2 separate regions of the Homo sapiens genome follow, and region 1 is linked to region 2. A link is a loop called in an ENCODE intact Hi-C map of the cell type or tissue named here. Cell type or tissue: psoas muscle. All regions are shown on one strand. Region 1 overlaps CLIP1 (CAP-Gly domain containing linker protein 1). Region 2 overlaps RSRC2 (arginine and serine rich coiled-coil 2).

Evidence for each region. A loop is a pair of places that touch in the nucleus more often than their neighbours do. Peaks named below come from ENCODE experiments on the same cell type or tissue, not always from the same donor. Only the 100,000 strongest peaks of a DNase experiment are listed, where the experiment ranks them.
Region 1: it touches region 2 in a loop (2.6-fold over the local background); 2 of 110 quality-filtered maps call a loop at or near these places.

What each region holds. Positions count from the first base shown.
Region 1 is chr12:122,332,629-122,335,128 of GRCh38, forward strand. It overlaps CLIP1 (CAP-Gly domain containing linker protein 1), which reads right to left. Exons shown (of 26, transcript NM_001247997.2): 13 at 2,020-2,077; 14 at 1,399-1,482; 15 at 359-515. Among named protein-coding and RNA genes, the nearest start is that of CLIP1-AS1, 62 kb to the right of the region's middle. In psoas muscle, no CTCF peak of the experiment used is centred here; a DNase peak (open chromatin) is centred at 1,103.
Region 2 is chr12:122,503,037-122,505,536 of GRCh38, forward strand. It overlaps RSRC2 (arginine and serine rich coiled-coil 2), which reads right to left. Exons shown (of 10, transcript NM_023012.6): 10 at 418-2,500. The coding sequence ends at 2,491. Among named protein-coding and RNA genes, the nearest start is that of ZCCHC8, 3.4 kb to the left of the region's middle. RefSeq lists a silencer at 1,033-1,233. In psoas muscle, no CTCF peak of the experiment used is centred here; a DNase peak (open chromatin) is centred at 1,538; H3K27ac peaks cover 274 bases.

The DNA.
Region 1 (2,500 bases), 170 kb before region 2:
CAGGTTGGCCTCGAACTCCTGACCTCAAGTGATCCGCCCACCTCGGCCTCTCAAAGTGCTGGGATTACAGGCATGAGCCACCGCACCCGGCCTTATTATCTTTTCTTTACAAGTCACCAAAAGGTCTATAAATAGTATTGTATTCCTTAATTCTGTTGTTCTTGACAAGTAAGATAGGTAAAATCCATTTTAGAAGGTTAAATAGTTGATTCAAGGACACAATGAGGTAATAACAGAAAAGAACAGAGACGGGAAACTTTAAAACGTAACAATCCTAAACATTTTGTCTCCCCTCCCACCTAGAGCTTGCCGCAGAGCCTAACCTAAGGTCAGCACTCTTTTCAACAGTCACATATACCTTTCTTTCAGACGTAATTCATCGTTCATTTTTGTCAGCTGAGAAGAGTTATCTCCTGACATCTTCATTATTTCTGCAATGTCATTTTCCAGTTTTTCCTTTGCCTTTATCAGCTGCTCTTCTCTCTCATCTTTCTCTCTAAATTTTGCCTCCATATCTAAATATATAGAGAAAAAAAGAATAGCACGGCTGTGTTATATCAACAAAAACTGACTGAGTGTATTCTTGCTCTGGTAATATTTTCACACAGCAATTCTTGTCCTCATAAAAATCACATTCTAGTGAAGAAGGCACACAATAAGCAAGATAACGAAAATAAATCATATAATTAATAGCGGTAAGTGCTAAGAGGAAGGAAAATAAATGCAGGCAAAGGAGCTGGGAAGGAGGTTAGAATCTCAGATGGGGCTTCCCTGAGGTGCTGACATTTCAGGGAAAACCTGAAGGAAGTGAGGGAATGGGGAAAAGCAAGTGCACAGGCTCTGAGAAAGGAACACCCACCACGTCTGAGCACCACAAGGAGGCTGAAGTGGTTGGAGTGGAATGAACAGGGGAAGGGGGTCCCAGATGAAATCCGAGAGATAATAGGGCCTGATCGTGTAAGGATCACGGCTTTCCCTGAGTGGGATGGGAGTCACTGGATGACCTTGAGGAGAGGAGCGACATGATCTGACTTCGTATTAAAAGGATTGCTGTGGCTGCTGTGTTGAGAACAGACCGAAGCCGGCACAGGCAGCAGCAGTGAGCCCCAAGGGTCAGCTGTCAGGGTAGCTCAGATGAAAGATGGCCGTTGGCTTGGAGCAAGGATAGCAGTGGGAGTGGTGAGATGTGGTAGATTCTGGCTCTTGTGAAAACAGAGCAAAGAGGACTTGCTGGAGGTTACAGATCTCAAACAAGTATTTCATCACATTGTTATATCACCATGATGAGTGAAGAGGCTATGCCTGAATAGTACATTTGTTATGTAACATACTACAACTGTCTCGAATACGGGAAAGCCTACTGTATTTAATGTTTAGTCACCAGAGATGTCTTCTTACCTGCTAAGTTTTCTCTCAGCTTCTCCAAGTCAGAAGACAGCATGTTAAACTGTTCCTCCTTTTGGTGTAACTTATTTACAGTTTCTATTTAGGATAAAAGTTAGAAGTTTAATATGTTTCATATTTAATAAGCTATCTGGAGCTTGGCTGTCTTACAACCCAGTCAAATATTATGCTCAAGAGATCTGAGAACACAGGAATACTAAAAAGTCCCCTTACAAATCACATGGCTGTGTCCAGCCTGAAAGAAGCAGGTCTGCCGCTGTCTCTGGCCTCCCTGAATCAGTACTTCAGACAGGCATCAGGCCCTTTCCACTCATCTCTCTTTCCTCCTTCCAGTTAAAACTCAATAAAGCTATCAATGATGAAAGCATAAATAACACTCTTCCCAGGAATACTTACATTTTAATACAGAACAAGCCTTAAGCTAAAAGAAGAAAAAATTGGGAGTTTGAGGCTTCAGGAAACCAATGGAAGCCAGTCTTTCTGAGCACGGCAGGAACTTCCAGGAGAGTGAAATTAGGCTACGAGCAGTGTAACTCTGTGCACTCCACAGGTCAGCTCCAGTATGAAAGAATGATATTTTTTAAAGCAATCTGCACACGCTCTGGTAAGACATACCTTGCATACTTCTCTGAACAGAGACTGCCTCCTCTGAAGCTTCAGCAAACTTTTCTTTCTAAAGAAAAAGAATGAGAGATTCTGAACAGAAAGATTTCAAATTGTAAAGACAAGAAGTTTCTATCAATTATAACTACGATACTGTCTACTTTTTGTTGCTGGTCTTGTTTTATTAAAACTAATACACCTCAAACATATGACACCAATTACTACATGTGGGTCATAAACATGTGCATGTATACACACAAAAGAGTGCAGTTTGCATGTGTGTGTATGGACATGTGGGAAGGCAGGTTCACCAGCATGCCCATGTAGGCATGTTCGTACTTAGGTAAGTACATGCATGTGCGTGTATACATAGGGTGCACGTGCATGCTTCATGTTGCCACCTCTCAAACAGCAGACCTTCTCTTCAGAAATCTGTGTGAAATGGTGAACAAAGCTCTGAAGTTTGTTATTTCTGAGAGTAATCTAATATCTT
Region 2 (2,500 bases):
GAACCCAGGAGACAAAGGTTGCAGTGAGCTAGGATCATGCAACTGCACTCCAGCCTGGGCAAAAGAGTCTCTCACAAAAAAAAAAAAAAGAAAAAAAGAAAAAAAAATTCTGCATGTAAGTGGACCCTAAAGTTCAAACCCATGTGTTCAAGGGACAACTGTAATTTCATCTTTTAATTATTTGCATTTGGCTACTCAAAAAAGAAATTGAAATAAAATACTTAGGCCAGGCACTGTGGCTTCACACCTGAATCCCAGGTAGCACTTTGGGAGGCTGAGATGATGCAGATCATTTGAGGCCAAGAGTGGGAGACCAGCCTGGCCAACAGCCTGAGAACCCCATCTCAGGTACATTGTCATGGGCCTTTGGTGCCAGCTACTCAGGGGAGTGAGGTGGGAAGATCACTTGGACCAATATACATATACACACATATTTTATTGGACAGTGCTGCTCTAGATGAGCAAAGTACAGGCTGTATCACTCATCATGTATGGTCAGCTCCTAAAATAACTGTAGACACACAGGAAGCTTTTGCGTCCACACTGCCTTAGAAGGTCATGAACATTTTTAATAAGATTGATTTAAAAAGGCAGAGCTTAATTGAAAAATGTTGATGATCACGAAATGAAGGATCCATAGTGTCATTTCCTTAGAAGGCTTAGATTTGTCACTGAAACACGGTGAAAAGCCATTTTGCCATAGAATTTCTGTGCTCTGGGAAAATGAAAGGTTTATTAAAGTACATTAAAAATCTTACAATCTGGCTAGGTGAAGTGGATCACACCTGTAACCCCATCACTTTGGGAGCCCTGAGGTGGGAGGATTGCTTGAGGCCAGGAATTCAAGACCAACCTGGGCAACGTAACAAGACCTTGTCTTTATAAAAAATTAAAAACAAGCTAGGTGTGTTGGTGAGCACCTGTGGTCCCAGGTACTCAAGAGGCTGAGGTGGGAGGACTGCTTGAGCCTGGGGGAGCCTGCTGCAATGCACTGCACTCCAGCCTAGGACAGAAAGCAAAAAAAAAGAAAACACCCCATTACTTCATTTTCATGTATAAAAAAAATACCTAATGAGCAAGTTGGCAAGACTTAATTCCAGCTTTTAAAATAAGGCTGTCAATCTTATTCCTGTAGTCTTCCCTGATTGTAATGTGCTCTCATTCTGTGATGTTTTCCAAAGGATTTTTCAAAGGAAAGCCAAACCTTATTACTTTGCTGTAACTGAAGTAAATTAACTTCAAGTTTTGCAGGCCCCCCCCACCCCTTGGCTCCAGATTTATGTTCAATCTAGTAACAAAACATTTTCTAGGCTGGCTGCAGTGGCTCACGCCTATAATCCCGGCACTTTGGGAGGCTGAGGAGGGTGGATCACCTGAGGTCAGGAGTTCAGGACCAGCCTGGCCAACATGGTAAAACCCCACCTCTACTAAAAATACAAAAATTAGCTGGGTGCGGTGGTACGCCTGTAATCCCAGTTACATGGGAGGTGGAGGTGGGAGAATTGCTTGAACCTGGGGGGCAGAGGCTCTGGCAGTGAGCCGAGATTGTGCCACTGCACCCAGTTTAGGCAACAGAGCAAGATCCTGTCTCAAAAAAACAAACAAAAAAAATTTCTAATATTTTAATATTTTATAGTCTATGCTGGAGAAGACTTCAAAGGGATAATGAGCAAAAAGCATGCAAAGAACTTGTTATAAGGCACTTTATTAAAATAAAAGTGCTTACATCCCTTTAATGCATTAATCTATCTCCTGAATAACACATGTAATATTTGACAAATACTGAATACCAAGTCTGTCCCTTATAATAGGAAAACATACTATTTTAGTAAGTTTTCTCCTTCCACCTTTTACATTTTTGCTCACCACGGTATTGACTGTAGTATAGTTAACTGGCCTTAAAAAGGGTGGTGGGGAGGGGATTTCTAGCTAGTGTTTTCTAACAGCAATTGCCAAATGCTACAGAAACTATAAAACAAATTCAAAGAAACATCCCAGGTAACTTAAATTAACACCAGTTTTGAGAAAACCATTTTTATTATCATTACCACCCAGCTTATCTGTGCTGGATTATGTACCAAATGGCCAGATCTTCTAAAGAACATCTACATAACATTTCTTTCATGTTTCAAGAGATGAAAATAACTGTACAAGGTTAAGTACAAAAGTACACAAGACAGCGGACACGAAAAAATCCATGTATGAGATTTTATCCCCACCTGCAGCTTTTATATATTTGAAAAGTAGAATTCATGAACTAAAAAATATTATCCTTCTATAGTCCTGTCAAGTTTAATGGAAGTGGGTTTAACCTGATTACAACACTAACACCAGTATCACTGATCTGATATTTACAAAAATTTGTATTTTTCAATAAATTAAAGTCAATGCAACACCCATGCAAGCTAGAGTGCTAGCTGTTTGGTGAACAAGGACGTGACATCAGAACAAGAAGTCTATAAGTCCCAAACTTTACAAGTGTGATCATTTTCAAACTGCA